Regions from separate parts of the Homo sapiens genome. Here region 1 is linked to region 2. Evidence: read pairs that join two places in POLR2A ChIA-PET (ENCODE). Cell type or tissue: PC-9. All regions are shown on one strand.

What was found. Peaks named below come from ENCODE experiments on the same cell type or tissue, not always from the same donor. Only the 100,000 strongest peaks of a DNase experiment are listed, where the experiment ranks them.
Region 1: POLR2A ChIA-PET joins it to region 2 with 10 read pairs; 1 of 35 experiments calls an interaction of 5 or more read pairs at or near these places.

Annotation. Positions count from the first base shown.
Region 1 is chr3:127,786,931-127,794,930 of GRCh38, forward strand. All of the region lies in intron 2 of MGLL (monoglyceride lipase), which reads right to left. Among named protein-coding and RNA genes, the nearest start is that of MGLL, 32 kb to the right of the region's middle. RefSeq lists enhancers at 3,442-4,045, 4,046-4,648, 4,574-4,673. In PC-9, a CTCF peak has its summit at 4,366; DNase peaks (open chromatin) are centred at 4,401 and 4,791; H3K27ac peaks cover 1,792 bases.
Region 2 is chr3:125,986,100-125,994,099 of GRCh38, forward strand. It overlaps the pseudogene ALG1L1P. Among named protein-coding and RNA genes, the nearest start is that of ROPN1B, 21 kb to the left of the region's middle. In PC-9, no CTCF peak of the experiment used is centred here; a DNase peak (open chromatin) is centred at 4,412; H3K4me3 peaks cover 2,236 bases; H3K27me3 peaks cover 419 bases.

The DNA of each region.
Region 1 (8,000 bases), 1.8 Mb after region 2:
GGCCCTCCCACAAGCTGCTTCCTAGACCTCTGTGGGCCTCAGTTTCTCCACCTGAGACACAGGAACACTGCAGCCTCCTCCCCGGGGTTTGGAGGTAAAATGAGACAATGTGTGTGCAAGTGCACTGAGGCCCTGCGGCTCAGGATCGAGGCTTCTGCCTTCATGACCATCCTCTCTGCCTCACCCGCCTCCTGCATGAGGAGGAGGATTCAGGGCCAGGGACAACTCACATTCTCATGGTCACTGCCAGCCCCCTGGGCAAGACGCCTGCAATACACCAGCAGCCACTGCTGCCTTGAAAGGCAGAGACCAGAGCTGAGATGAAAGGGGTTCACCTCCACTGAAGGGGCCGGCCTGTTCTGGCCAGACTCTGGACTTGGCTGGACTTGCTGGCCCCCTGACTGCTCATCCACAGAGTGGAGATGACAGTGCCTCCCTAGGAGGCTGCCAAGAGAATTAAACGGACAGTCCCCTAGAGCACGTGGAACGGCTGGCAGAGGGGAAAACGCTAGCCTCCTTCCTGCCTGCCCTTGTCGAAGCAATGCCAGGCTCCCTTAAAGGAAGAACGGAATGCCCAGCTGAAGGAACGTTCCGTTCATTTTCTTAGGAAAATGAATATTTTGTTAGAGGAAATGTATGGTCAGAGGGATACAGTGTTTGTTCCTACCACTAGGCAGGTGGGGATGCCACCAGTCCTGGGTGAGGGGAGCCTCGGGGACACTAGTCCCACACCCCTGAGGGTGTCCTCGCTGGAGGGGTGGGAGCATCGCCTGCCGCTCCAGGCAGTGCCTGCTCTTGGTTCTTGCTTATTCCAGAGCATCCCACTCATTCGACTGGATCCCTCACTTCATCCTCCACTTCTACCAAACTCCGTCCTGCCAAATTTTATGACTTTAACAAATTTGACCGGCACGTCTGCCGTCCGGGCTGCGTGTGGGCTTGTGAGAGTGCGTTGGATCCCTTTCCAGTAACTAAGGCAGGAGAGCATGATGGCTCTGTGGAAGCCCAGATCTAACTTGTCCTTCCTCTTGGAGTTCCAGGGGGCTTTGGTTCCTCTCTGTCTCTGGCAGGGCTCCTGCAGCGACAGTGCACGGGAGACAGAAATAGAACAGAGCCAGTGAAGGAGCTAAAATCTCAGAGGAAACTAGAAATAGACTTCTCCTTTGTATAATAAAACAGATCAATAACGCCTGCCTCCCAGGGAGGGCCTTTGAGAGGACTGATTGAGAGAATTTATGGAAAATCACCAGCATGCTGCCTGGTACAGAGTTAGGCATTAAATAACATCCAGGGCTGACAGCTGACACCTTGGCCAGATACAGGTCTAAGTGTGTTATTACATATCAACTCATTTAACCCTCACAGCACCCCCATGATGTGGGTACTGTTATTACCCCATTTTACTGATGAGAAAAGTGAGGTCCGCAGGTTGGATAGCTTGCCTGAGGTCACACAACTAGTAGGTTTTGAGCCCAGCAGAATTTTAACTCAGCCAGGCTGGCTGGTAAGTCTGCCTTCTTGACCACTGTAATTAAATAATAAGACAACACCACGTAATGGTCAGGTCATGCCCCAAAAGCCCCTCACCCTGACCAGCTTATCCTCTCTCTGGTCACCTGTCCCGGCACCCCTACCCTACCCTGTACTGCAACCACAGGGAAAGACGTGTGGTTCCTCCACACCCCCTCTGTCTATGACCCCATGATTGGGCAGAGGCCTGCTCTTGCCCTCTGCGCACTCCGCAGTCCTTCCACGCTTCCCCAACACTGAGGTAGGCGCACCCTCCTGGGGCCCTGCATTACTCTGTTCATGGCTCTTATCCAGAGTTCATCATCAGGGCGTGTAGGCCCTGTGTTCTTTGAGAAGAGATCATGTTTTATTCATTCATCCTGGTGTCCTGTCCCTAGCAGCCGGCACTGCCTCTGCTCCATGAACACTGAATGAATGAATGAATGAAATGCATCAGAGATAGGAGAGACAACTGTGGGCTGGAACAGTCATGAAGCATTCCCGGAGGCCTACAGACCACTCCCGCAGTGCCCAGTAGTTTTGAAAGCACTCAATGCCCCAGGTTAAATCCCTTTGCTTTGCCTGGCTAGAGAGGCTTCTTGTGCTTGCAGCTGAACCTGGTTATCCAAACGCTCCACTGGAGAGGTGGGAACTCTCTTGGGCTCAAAAGGGGTGGGGGGATGTGCAAAGGGCATTAAAGGTGGGGCAGGAGGGGGTGGAATGCCAAGGGACACAAGGCCCTGAGGCATGTGGTGGCCAGGAGGAGCTGGGTATGAGTGTGAGCAAAGCCCAGCCATGGTGGGAGGAGCTGCTGTGGATCATCCCCTGTGGGCTCAGCTTCAGGAGCCCTGGGCTAGGATGTGAAAAGGCCCGGGACCCATCTACGGCTGGAAGGAAAATTTGAGATTTGGGAACACAATGGGAATTAGACTCATCATCCCTGACACCCAACCCAATCTTAGCTTATTTTTAAAAGGCATATTTTGGGGCGGGTGAGATGGCTCACGCCTATAATCCCAGCATTTTGGGAGGCCAAAGTAGGGGAAGACTGCTTGAGGCCAGGAGTTTGAGACCAGCCTGGGCAACATGGTGAGACCCCATCTCTACAAAAACATTTTAAAAATTAGCAGGGTGTGGTGGTGCAGCTACTTGGAAGGCTGAGGTGGGAGGATCACTTGAGCCCGGGAGGTGGAGGCTACAGTGAGTCATGATCACGCCACTGCACTCCACTCCACTCTGGGTGGCAGAGCAAGACCCTGTCTCAAAAAGAAAGAAAGAAAGGAAAGAAAGGAAAGGAAAGAAGGAAAGAAAGAAAGAAAAGAAAGAAAGAGGCAGACCTTTAATAGAGGCATTTTCCAAGAAGAAAACAAAATTATAACCATAATAAAACAAAGTCACAGCACAGGTAAGCATTCTTTGATCTAATACTCCTTTCAGAATGGGCACAACTCAGACCCAGAACAACTTTGCATCCAGCATATTTTAGCACAAATGCTGCCACCCACCTCCAAGCTATGTATTTTTTTATTATCATAAAACACTACAAATCAGAAGCCCTTGGTTACGCCAAGGTGGGTAAAGTGACAATCACCCTGATTAGTAGTAAGTGTGCTCGCTGATTAAAAAGCAGTATCCTGTGGGCTGGGGCCCTGGAATCTGATTCTTTGGACTTGAATCCTGGATCTGCCCCTGACTGGCTGCAGGCCTAGGTGACAAGTGACTCAATCACTCTATGTCTCAGTTTCCTCATCTGTGAAGTGGGTACTAATGGTAGCACACACCTCCCAGAGGCTCCGTGATGATTACATTGGTAATGAGTGAAACACGAGCCCAGCGTGCATCGGAGCACTCAACCCACATGAGCTAACATTGTCGTCTCCCCAGGTGTGATCTCAGCATTACGTAACATTCTAAGCCATTTGACAGATTAGGAATTGGGCATGGAGCTGTTAAGAATTTAGCTAAAAATGCACACATGCCAAGCTTGGAGGGAGAGAGATCTGATTTGAAGACCTTTCTTAACCAGTACACTACATTGCCTGTCGTGGACGATTTACTCCCACTGTGACCTCATGGCAGCAGGAGATGAGATGGAGGGAGGGGGATAGATTGGACAATCCTGAAATAAAGGCACTGTTAGTCCTTCCTTTCTTCCTTCCTTCGTCCGTAAGGAACACTAAGCGTATTTTGTGAAGCCACTTCAGAATCCTGAGTTGAATGAGACCCGGTCCACTGCCCTTACGGAAGTCGCATGGGAAACAATTTCCCTGACTCCCTATTTTCCCGTTAGCACAGCCTGACTCCAGCCTGCCCCGCAGCCTCTTGCCTCCCCCACACCAGAATGCCTGGATTTCTAGCTCAGTTCTCCTACTGAAGTCCAGCCAGCCTGCCCACTTCCTGGGGGACCCTAGTCTAGGAGCCTGATCCTTCTTCCGCTCACACTGACAGATCCCACGAGTTCCCCCGTGGGCTGGTGTGTGAACTTGCTCTGATGGCAACCCCAGGGGGTAGCCGGCCCCAGTGCGGTGAGGCCCAGTCCTCCATGTCACCCAGTCTTCCATGCCACCCGTACCACTGAGACTGCAGCTGAGGTTGTGCTGTGCCTGCCCAAAGTGCATGCTTAGTTAGGGTATGGCCGGCCCAGCGTCTGAGGAGGCTTCCTCTTCCTTTGGTGCAAATGCCCTGCTGAAATAAGTGCTCCCAGAAATAGAAGAAAACTGCAGAGCCTGACTCCCAAATTCCCTGTGTGAGGAGCTTTACCTTTCAGTATGAGCTTTCTTCAGATCATTGAAAGATCAGAGTCCTAAAGGAGCCTGAAAGCTCCTCCCGCACACCTCTCTGTCCCAGGCACTAGAGGGCCACCCCGCCTCCTCTCTCCCTCCTTTCTTTCTCACTTCTTGTTTGTCTTTGAGCCATCCTGCTTCAAAGCTCTCTGAGAAGCATCTGCAGCCTCCAGGCTAACCACAGTTCAGCTCACATTTCATGTCCTGATGATTCTACATGGTTGCAGTTGATTATGTTTTGTTTATATTGGGAGTATCTGTGCATCTCTAAGATCCCCCTACCCCGACCCCTACCCCGAAAGGGAAGGAATGCTTATTGAGCTAAGTGCTTTACATATGTCATGCTGTGGACTGAACTCCATAATTATATCATCTCCAGCCTCCTCCCAAAACTGTGAAACAGGACACTCAAATATTAACATGGGCTGTTTATCTCAGTTTTAAACTCTTGAGGCCCGGAGTTCCTTCCTTGCCTTTTATGGAAATTCCTTGAACTGCATCGGCTCCATTTGTGTTTGTTCTGCCCTCAAGGCAAGAGGAGCATGAGTCCTTTAACATGCAGCATCTGTTGGGAGTAGTGACTTAAACCTGTAATCCCAGCACTTTGGGAGGCCGAGGTAGGGGGATCACCTGAGGTCAGGAGTTCGAGACCAACCTGACCAACATGGTGAAACCCCGTCTCTACTAAAATACAAAACAGCCGGGCATGGTGATGAGTGCTTGTAGTCTCAGCTATTCGGGAGGCTGAGAAAGGAGAATTGCTTGAACCCAGTAGGCAGAGGTTGCAGTGAACCAAGATGGCACCACTGCACTCCAGCCTGGGCGACAGAGCGAGACTCTGTCTCAAAAAACAAACGAACAAACATGCAGCATCCCGGCCCCCAGAGGCCACTCACTAAGTTCAAATCTATATGTCTAGGTCCTTCTCTCTAGAAATTTACATCTATCAATCTGGCTTTCAGATACTTGTGTTATATCAACCCATCCACGTTTTTTTCTTGCCCAGACCAAGACTACAGCCAAAAGTCCATTGCTGTGGTCCACACATGCATCTCTAAGATCTGAGGGACAGGGGTTCGAGAAAGGCTGGAGTAATGGCAAAGGGATTGCTGTGTGATGAACCCTGCCTTGTTATTTGAGAAAGTCACTCACAGCCTCAAGTGCCTCAGTTGGAAAACAGGAATAATAATCCCTGCCTTGGCAGGTCGCAGTGGCTCCCGCTTGTAATTCTAGCACTTTGGGAGGCCAAGGAGGTCAGATCATGAGGTCAAGAAATCGAGACCATCCTGGCTAACATGGTGAAACCCCGTTCTCTACTAAAAATACAAAAATTAGCTGGGTGTTGTGGCACACGCCTGTAGTCCCAGCTGCTCAGGAGGCTGAGGCAGGAGAATCACTTGAACCCGGGAGGCGGAGGTTGCGATGAGACGAGATCGCGCCATTGCACTCCAGCCTAGTGACAGAGCGAGACTCTGTCTCAAAAGAAAAAAAAAAAATCCCTGCCTTGCAGAAGTGCTTTGAAGATGAAAAGCTGCCGGTAGGTACCAGTTCACTTCTCTAGGCTGCCTCTCCTGCGTGTGCATGTTAGGGTTTCCTCAGTCAAGCCACTGGAGAACATGCAAAGCTATGCGGGCCCTTGGGAAGACTGCTCCAGACAGCCTCTTTACACACATGGCAGGTTTTCTGGCCCGTGTTTTGCTTTTTAACACATCTGGTTCCCATGAAGCAGGCACATCTGGGCAGAAACTGAAGGGTTCCAATCCCACCCAGGGGTCATGACTCAAAATATTTTTTCTTGGGAGCAATGATGTTGATTGTCAGCCTACCTAAGTCTGAAGGAATTCTCCATTCCTCCTTGGCTGTGAGCCAGATGGAACCCTTCCCAGCTCCAACATGCGAACCACAGTGGCTCCACCAGAGAAATAAAGCAATCGGAGTCGACCAGGCACGTGGCAGAATGGCAGCCGCCCTGGCCCTTGGCTGGCTCAGCAGCTCCCAGGCCACATTCGGGTCTCACTCTGTAACTTGCATGAGTCTAGGGAGAGGCAGGGAAGGGCCTGGCTTGGCAGAATTGCTAAAACTGCAGGTTAAAAATCCCCAATTGGCATAAATCCTAATAAGGGAAAACATTAGAAAAATAGGTTGTGTGTGAATATAACTTATTTTAAGAATGATAACAGTAACATATTTTGAGAGCCTATGGGCCAGGCACCGGGCTAAGGGCTCTCTATTCACAATCTCCTTCCCCATAATTAGAGAAGCTCTAGATCCCACGGAATCTTTTCAGATGTCAGTTTCTTCCCCTCTGCATAAGTGGGTCTTATTTTATAGATGCCAAGTCTTCTTCATTTTTTTTGAGACGAAGTCTTGCTCTTGTCCCCCAGGCTGGAGTGTGATGGTGCAATCTCGGCTCACTGCAACCTCCGCCTCCCGGGTTGAAGTGATTGTCCTGCCTCAGCCTCCTAAGTAGCTGGGATTACAGGTGCCTGCCACCACGCCCAGCTAATTTTTGTATTTTTAGTACAGACGGGGTTTCACCATGTTGGCCAGGCTGGTCTCAACCTCCTGACCTCAGGTGACCCACCTGCCTTGGCCTCCCAAAGTGCTGGGATTACAGGCGTGAGCCACTGCGCCTGGCCAAGTCTTCTTGAAGTGTGTTGGAAGTTACTGGAAATTTTCTAAATATCTTGAAGTAAGACTGTCTTCTATGATGTAAGACTATCTTCTGACTTAAGACTATCGTCTATGATGTTAGACTATCTTCTATGAAGTCCGGCTGTCTTCTGTGATATAAGGCTGTCTTCTGGCCAGGTTTGATGGGTTATGCCTGTAATCCCAGCCCTCCAGGAGGCCGAGGTGGGCAGATCACTTGAGGCCAGTAGTTCGAGACCAGGCTGGCCAACATGGCGAAACCCCATCTCTACCAAAAATACAAAAATTAGCTGGGCGTGGTGGCTTGTGTCTATACTCCCAGCTACTTAGGAGGCTGAGGCGAGAGAATTGCTTAAGGTCAGGAGCTCCAGACCAGCCTGGCCAACATGGTGCAACCCTTTCTCTACTAAAAATACATAAATTAGCTGGGCATGGTGGCATGCTCCTGTAATCCCAGCTACTAAGGAGGCTGAGGCAGGAGAAAAAAAAAAACTGTCTTCTATGAAGTAAGACTATCCTCTATTATGATGCCAAACTGTCTTCTATGATGTGAAACTGTCTTCTATGATGTAAGGATGTCTTATATGATGTAAGGCTGTCTTCTATGACATCAGACTGTCTTCTATGATGTAAGGCTGTCTTCTATGATGTAAGACTGTCTTCTGTGATGTAAGGCTGTCTTCTGTGATGTAAGGCTGTCTTCTGTGATGTCAGACCGTCTTCTGTGATGTAAGGCTATCTTCTGTGATGTCAGGCTGTCTTCTATGATGTCAAACTGTCTTCCATGATGTCAAACTATCTTCCACGATGTGGAACTTTCTTCTATGATGTAAGACTATCTTCTATGATGTAAGACTCTCTTCTCTGATGTAAGACTGTCTTTTATGATGTAACACTGTCTTCTATGATGTAAGACTCTCTTCTATGAGTCTTATGTAGGCCTCCTCCTCAGGATACCCCCCTCCTTTGGGCTGCAGAGTCTTTCAGATTTCTGTTGAGTTTTTATCTTTTGCTCGTCCTTTTGGAAGAAAGTTAATGTGTGTCTAGTATTAGAAA
Region 2 (8,000 bases):
GTGCTGTATTAAAATTCACAACTGACTCACAAACATGACACATTGTCCCCAACCATTTCTTCCTTGTGATGGGATCATTCCAAAGGGGGTCCCTTGATTCTTGCTGCCAACAGATCCTTGTCAGACCCATCCCACTGGCTTTCCTATCATAATCAGCAATATCTATACAGTCCTAGCATGACCCCAGTTAAACTGTCAAACGAAGGCCCTTGCAACGTATGGTTTGTATTTCTCCTTTAAAAAAAATTTCAGGAAGCAATAAAATCAGGATTTTATAAAGCAAAAACAGTGGGCTCTTTCTTTCCTAAATTAAGCTATTTTGATTAAAGTGAAGACTGCAGATATATAAGCTTCAGTGGGAAATGCAAAGATTATGGCCCAATTCCATTTTCTCTATGCTCCATGCCCTTCCTCTCCTTGATGCTATTCCATCAGGGACCTACCATCCCTAGTTAACCAACTACTTCCAGGATCACCAGGGCCCTGCAACAGAAGGAGCTGGACACCCCAATGTGGAAGGCTGGTTTTGAATTAGGTTAGAATAGGAATCTTAACCTGAAATCCTTGGAGAGGCTCCTGAGTGCCTCTGATAACATTATATATGTAACCATGTCTCCAAAATGTGCTCATTAGCATTTTTCTGAAGAAAAAATTATAAGGCTTTGAGCAATTTCTCAAAGTTGTATATTATCTCAAAAGGCCAAGAACCTTTGGGTTCAAAATAGCCCCAGAGAGCACTAAATGGCTTGAGGAAAGACAACAGCACAGTCTCTCAGATCTTTCCAAGCAGAACTGAGCTCACGCTCCCAACATGTGACTTCTTATCCACAGCCTCTTACTTTTTGAATCTTAGATCCTGGCCATAAATCGGTGTTTTTAGTTTAGATCTTCATATACTTTCAACTTTGGTCATTTCCTATAAACTGGAACATGGTCAAACCTGAACAGAGACTTTCACACTTCAGAGGTGAGCCAATTGGCAAAGTAATTGGTTCAATGTGCTGAATTATGAAAGACTGGATAGACAAGCAGAGTTGTGTATCCATGATACTAGAAGGACTAAACCTCCGGACCAAGCTCAAAGGGCTAGTCCTGGATAATCCCGAGCCTCGGACATTCAAGTAGCTGTCAGCCCCAATGCACCAAAGCAGTCCAAACAATAGTTGATTCATTGGTTTATTCAACAAATAATTCAGAAATTCCTACAAGTGCAAGGATTGTGCTAGGCACTGGGGATACTGCTCTGAACAAGGTGAAGTCCCTGCTTTTAGAGAGATTAAATTATACTTAGGAAGACAGACATTACATAACTAAACACAAGTTTATAATTGTGAGAAACGATGCTACTACGTAGAAGCATGGGGCACACAGCTAGTTTGCAGGGGCAGGATAGAGAAGCTTTCTTGAGGAAGTAATTTGAGAGCAAGTTCGGAAGCCACAGGCAACTCAGAAAGGTGTATTTGCAGCCCACACATCTTTGCCACGCTCCAGACTCAACTATACAGTAGCTAACTTGACATCTTTTCTTGGATGACGCCAAAGTACTCCCTAATTTAACAAATCCAAAAATGACTTTCCTGGTTTGCATTTTTTTCATAATAAAATGTTGGAGAGAAATGAGTTCATAAGCTTCCTTACTAAATGTGGACCTCTCCCACCATCTGCCAAGATACAAAACCCAGAAACCAGGGTCAACAAATACCTCCCCCTGCCTTACTTTCCAACTCTATCACCAAGTCCTCTCCATTTTATCTCCTATGCATCTCTCAAATATGTCCTCTTCACTTTCCCTCACCACCACCTCCCTTAGGTCCCCTCATCCCCTCCCAGCAACCAATATATTTCATCTGGACTTTCTATCAATCTGGTCCTCAAAGGGAACAGAAGACAATCTAGAGTTTTGAAGATAATTAAAAGTTTTACAGAATGGACAAGGAAAACAACAAGGGGGTTGAGGCACCCAGGGACTAGCAAACCGTTATCATCCCTAAGACTGAAGAGACAAAGAGAAGGACATGTTATTACAGTGTGAGAAGACTGGAGCTCCAGGGGCTCCCCTGATGATGCAGAGGGCCAGTGCATCAGCCAAATGGTGCTGAGATAGCAGGAATATCCCATTCTCTCCCTCTTCTATCGACTAAACAGAACCTGAAGCTGGAGGGCATGTCTGACTGATGTCGGTCCAAGGGGAGGACAGAGAATGGATGCAGGAGGAGAGAACTTGCTCACACCCATACTTGCCTTTCCCTCAAGCATCCTCTATGCTAGTGATCAGCAAACTTCTGTAAAGGCACAGATAGTAAATATCTTAGGCTTGGCCGGCTAGGTGGTCTCTATCACAAATACTCAACTTTGGCAGTTGTAGCACAGATAATGTGTAAACACATTAGTGTGACTGTGTTCCAATAAAACTTTATAACACTGAGATGATTTTCAGGTAACTTTTCACATCACAAAATATTATTCCTTTCACTTAAAAAAAACTACTTGAAAATGTGAAAATTGTTCTCAGGCTGTATCCAAGAATGGCAGACTGAATTTAGCCAGGGACTGTAGATTTCAGATTCCTGCTCTACACTACAGCCATGGATCTTTGTAAAACCCCAGTCAGTTCACTGTGCCCCCTGCTTGAACTTTTACATATTCCCAATGGCCTTAGGATAATAAGCCAAATCATGTAGCCTATGAGGACTGTATAGTCTGGCCCTACATACATTTCCATCCCCACTGTCTATACTTCAGCAGCAAGAGCCTCTCTGGGTTTCTCTTTCTCAGCATCATGCTGTCTCCACATCTTTAGAATACTCTGCTCTCCACTCTCTAGTTCATTTGCAGATCTCAGCTCACTGCAACATTATTTATAATAGCAAATAACAAAATGAAAAGTGGGGTGGGGGCATAACATTCCCAACACTAGGGAAATGAATCATGGAACACCAGGCAGCCATTTTATAACTGTAGATTAATGAGAAACAATGTTGATTAGATATTAAGAGAAAACACTCATGTTACAGTAATACCTATTATTTCATATTGTTGTAATACATTTATACATATATACGTAGGTGGAAAAAATCTTGAAGGGAATGCACCAAGCTGTTCAGAGTGATAACTCACGGGCAATGGGGTTATGGGTGGTCTTTTCCTTTTTTGCTTATCTATATTTTCTAAAATAAACATGTATTAAGAAAAGTCAACATGAATTTTTAAAAACCAACAACTAAAAAAAAACCCCTTAATTTCAGGTGAATATGTTAGAAAGTTATGAAGTTATGTGAGGGCTGGGGAAGGAAAGGAGAGGTTTTCACAGTTTGATCTAATTCAAAACTAAATCTGTGAAATACTCAAGTTTCCTAAAATCACTCAGGATAAGTGTGTGATATATTGGTGGACATATTTTAGTTCCTGGGCTTTGACATTAATTGTAACAGATTTTTAAAGGGTAGCTCTTTTCTCCATTAAAAAGAAACGAGGCTGGGCATCGTGGCTCACGCCTGTAATCCCAGCACTTTGGGAGGCCAAAGTGGGCAGATCACCTGAGGTCAGGAGTTCGAGACCAGACTGGCCAACATGGTGAAACCCCGTCTCTACTAAAAATACAAAAATTAGCCGCCTGTGGTGGAGCGCATCTGTAATCCCAGCTCCTCAGGAGGCTGAGGCAGGAGAATCCCGCTGGAAACCGGGAGGCGAAGGTTGCATTGAGCTGCGATGGCACCACAGCACTCCAGCCTGGGCGACAGTTGAAATGGAATCAACTGAGTTCTCCCTCTTCAACTTGATTTAAATCATCAACCCAAAACCCAATTCCTAAACCCCAAAACCAATGACTAAAATCCTCATTAAAATGAGTGCACATGCCAATACTAAGAATGTTGTGTCATTCTTCATCAAAAGTAATTACCTCAACACAAGAGGAGACAAGTACGCATGGAAGTAAACCCAAAATCCCAACTAACGAGCATCGTTCTGAGATCAGTGGCCACAGGGAATAATTCTGAAATTGGCATCACATCTACGCAAGATAACAACCTGGAGGTCTTATTTTTATAGAATATCAAGAACAAAATCATCCAAAAGGCACACGATGCCAAACTAAAAATAAAGAGCGAAAATCCAAAAAGTTGCGCGCAATTCCTTCTGAAACCTATCCGCCTCCTACTCCTGTCCCTTCCTCTGGCGCTGGCGGGTCCTCGTCCCGAACCCCCACCGCAAGCCCTGGAACGGCTTCTTAACCCTTTTCTCGGCGGCTCCGCCCCGGCCCCGCCCCAGCCATGCCTCGCCCCCGCCCCGTTTGCCGGCTATTGGCTTCTCCCATCCCCTACCAGAGGGTGACGAGACGGGAAGCCGGGAAGCCGGGAGGGATCTACTGTGCACGTCCAAGGCGCTGGGCCTAGAGCAGGAGAAAGGGTTTGGAGGTGCGTCGGAGACTATGAAGTGCGGCCTTCGGCGTGATCCTTTCCGGAAGCGGAAGCTCGGGGGGCGGGCCAAGAAGGTCCGGGAGCCCACGGCGGTTGTTTTTTCTGTGAGGCTTCACTTACCTCGGTCTGGGCTTCTCTGAGGCTGCGAGAGATGGTCATGTCCGGATCTCAACTGGGCCGGGTGAGGGCTGAGGACCTGAGGAGTCCACTGTGGGGATGGAGAGGGACAGGGGGGTTTTCGGGCCAGAAACTTGTAAAACTCTGCTCGAAAAAAGAGACCGTGCGGCGACATTTAAGTGCTGGGACAGAGGTGCAGGAAACACCTAATCTTACCTTCGTAACACAGCCGCTTGGTCTCTAGATGTGTTTCTGTTTAAATCGTCGTAGCCCTCTAGAGCGCCGGCTTTCGGGTCAGGCCGGGGTTCAAGTCCCAGCCTTCGCCGCTGGGTCCAGTGACTTAAGCTCTCTTAGCTTCAGGTATTTGCACATTGGGATTCCACTACTTTTTACTTCTCGGAACTTACTATTCCTAAGCTGCAAAATAGGCAGAAACAAGCATAAAATTCTGTCTCAAAGAATTGGGAAGGTTAAATGAGAGAACCCGGTAAAAACATCCATCACACAATTGGCGTAGACATGCAACAGAATTTAGTTCCTTTGAAAACACGTAGTTTGCCACCGTCTTAATGATAACAGCAGCTAACATTTAGATAGGACTTATGTGGCAGATACTACTCTTAAGTGCTTTTATGTATTACATAGAATAACCCATTTCATAGTCGCAATATCCTTATGAGGTAGGTACCATTATCCGTCTTTTACACATGAGGAAATTGAGGGCTGGAGGGTTCAAATAACTTCCTAACGGTTACACAGCTGTGGAATCAAGATTCAGACTCACAAAGCTGATGCCAGAGTCCATTCTTCTTTTAGACATTTTACCTAGTAGATGTATGACTTTGAACAAACCACTTTCCTGAAATTTAGGTTCCTACCTCACAGAAATAATAACAGGGTATGGATTAAGTGGAAATGAAAGACCTTAGTACACTCTAAGTCATTCTACAAGGGCAGTATTATCTTGTACTTCTTGGTAGGAGATATGACTACCAAGAAATGCTTATATGATTCTCAAATAGCAAAATTAAAAGTTTAATGATAATAACCCCATAGAAGTAAGTGTAAAATAAAGCAAACTGATTCTCCTGTATTGTGATCAGGACACTCCTTTTGGAGGGCAGCTTTGCAGTTTGTATCAAGAGTTATTAAATTGCCAATAACCTTTCACCAAATAATTTTCCTTTTAATCCTAAATATGAGAAGGCTATTTTCAAGAGGTAGAAAGGTTTATTCCAGGTTTTTTTAATTATGAAAAATATGAAACAAACCAAGACCATATTATATTATTTCCACTGAAAGAAATATTATACAACCATTAAACATTTTTGAGTATTAATATGAAAAAGATTTAAAAGTAGAAAACACAAGATTCAAAATTGCAAATATCTAGTTAATATGACTAAGTAAAAAATGCATATGAAAAAAGATTGGAAGCCCCAATAGCAAAGAACACATCTATTACCTAGATCTTGGTTTCCAAGTACCACTGTCCACTCAGGAGTCATGGTGTCTTGGAGAAATGACCAACTCCAGGGCTGAGCAGGGGTAATATAACAAGAGCATGGATACATCAAACTAAAAAGCTTCTGCACAGCACAGGAAATGATTAATGGAGTGAAAAGGCAATCTACAGAATGGGAGAAATCCAAGCCATGTATCTGATAAATAATTAATATCCAAAATACATATAAGGAATTTCTGTAATTCAAAAGCAGAACAACACATGATCTGGTTAAAAAATGAAAAAAGGATTTGAATAGACATTTTTCCAAAGAAGACGTACAGAGGACCAACAGGTATATAAAAAGATGCTCAACATCACTAATCATCAAGGAAATGCAAATTAAAACCACAATGAGCTATCACCTAACACCTGTTAGGATGACTTATTGCAAAAACAAAAACAAGTATTGGCAAGGATTTGGAAGAATTGGAACCCTTGTACACTGTCAGTGGGAATGTAAAATGGTATAGCCACTATGGAAAACAATATGGAGATTCCTCACCAAATTAAAAATAGAACTATATCACCCAGCAATTCTACTTCTGGGCATTTATCCAAAAGAATTGACATCAGGATATAGAAGAGATATTTGCACTCTTGTGTTCATTGCAGCACTATTCACAATAGCCAAGATGTAGGAACAACGTAAATGTCTATCTACAGATGAATAGATAAAATATGGTATATACATACAATGGACTATTATTCAACCTTTAAAAAGAAGGAAATAGCTGTCATATGCAATAATAGAGATGAACCTTGAAGAGATTATGCTAAGTGAAATAAGCTAGTCACCGAAGGACAAATACTGCATGATTTTACTTATATAAAGTATCTAAAATAGTTAAAACTCATAGAAACAGAATAGAATGGTGGTTCCTAGGGGCTGTTAGAAGAGAGAGATGGCGTTGCTATTCAGCGAGTATAAAGTTACATTTATGTGAGATGAAGAAATTCTTGAGATCTGCTGAACAATATCATGTCTATAGTTAATACTACATTTTGTTGAGAAGGTAGATCTCATTTTAAATACCCTTGTGGCAATTATTAAAAAAAAAAAAAAGATGAACTGGGAGCACCTTGTTGTAGAAAGTAAGGAACGGCTCAAAAAGTAATGGGGGCATGTTAAAATGATACAGGAGTCAACTTCAAGGGGCTCCCAGTGACCAAATTTGAGACAATTTGAGCATCAAAATAAAGTGATAATAAGGGATCATAACCCACTGAAGAAAATAGGAATCAGTGAGTCCCCACTAACAAGGAAGAAAGAAAAAGTGCTTCCCTAAAGTTGAATGCCAACTAATAAATGTAGAAGGAATTACATAGGTAGAAAATCACCATTTGTCAAACAATTGATTCAGCCAAGAATCATCAATGGATGCTAAAACTATGGGGTGAAAGTTTGATGATTGGGATATCTATATAGTCTCAAAGTGTCTCTTCACAAAATGCTTAACAACTACAAAGATAAAAGTAGAAACTACAATAAAAAACCTGGCAGACACCATCTTAGGTAATAAAGTTTACATCATCAATAATGGGACAAACTGACATGTGTCTATTTATTGTATTGAGAAGAACATACCTCTTTTGTGGATTCCTGCCAAAAATGCATGACCTGTGTCTAATCATAGGTAAACATCAGACAAATCTAAATGTCCAGAGGGACACTGTACAAAATAACTGGCTTATTCTCTTTAAATATGTCAAGGTTATAACAGACAATGAATGACAGCCTGAGGAACTGTTATAGATTAAAGGAGACTAAAGAGCTATGACAATTTAATGCAACATGTGATCCTGGATTTGGCGTGAACCAGAGGGATTTTTTTTTTTTTTTTTTGGTAAAGGACAGTATTGGGATAATTGGCAACATGCGAATAAGGTCTAAACATTAGATCATAATTCTGTATCAATGTTAATTTCCTGGTTTTGATAATTATACTGTGGTTATATTA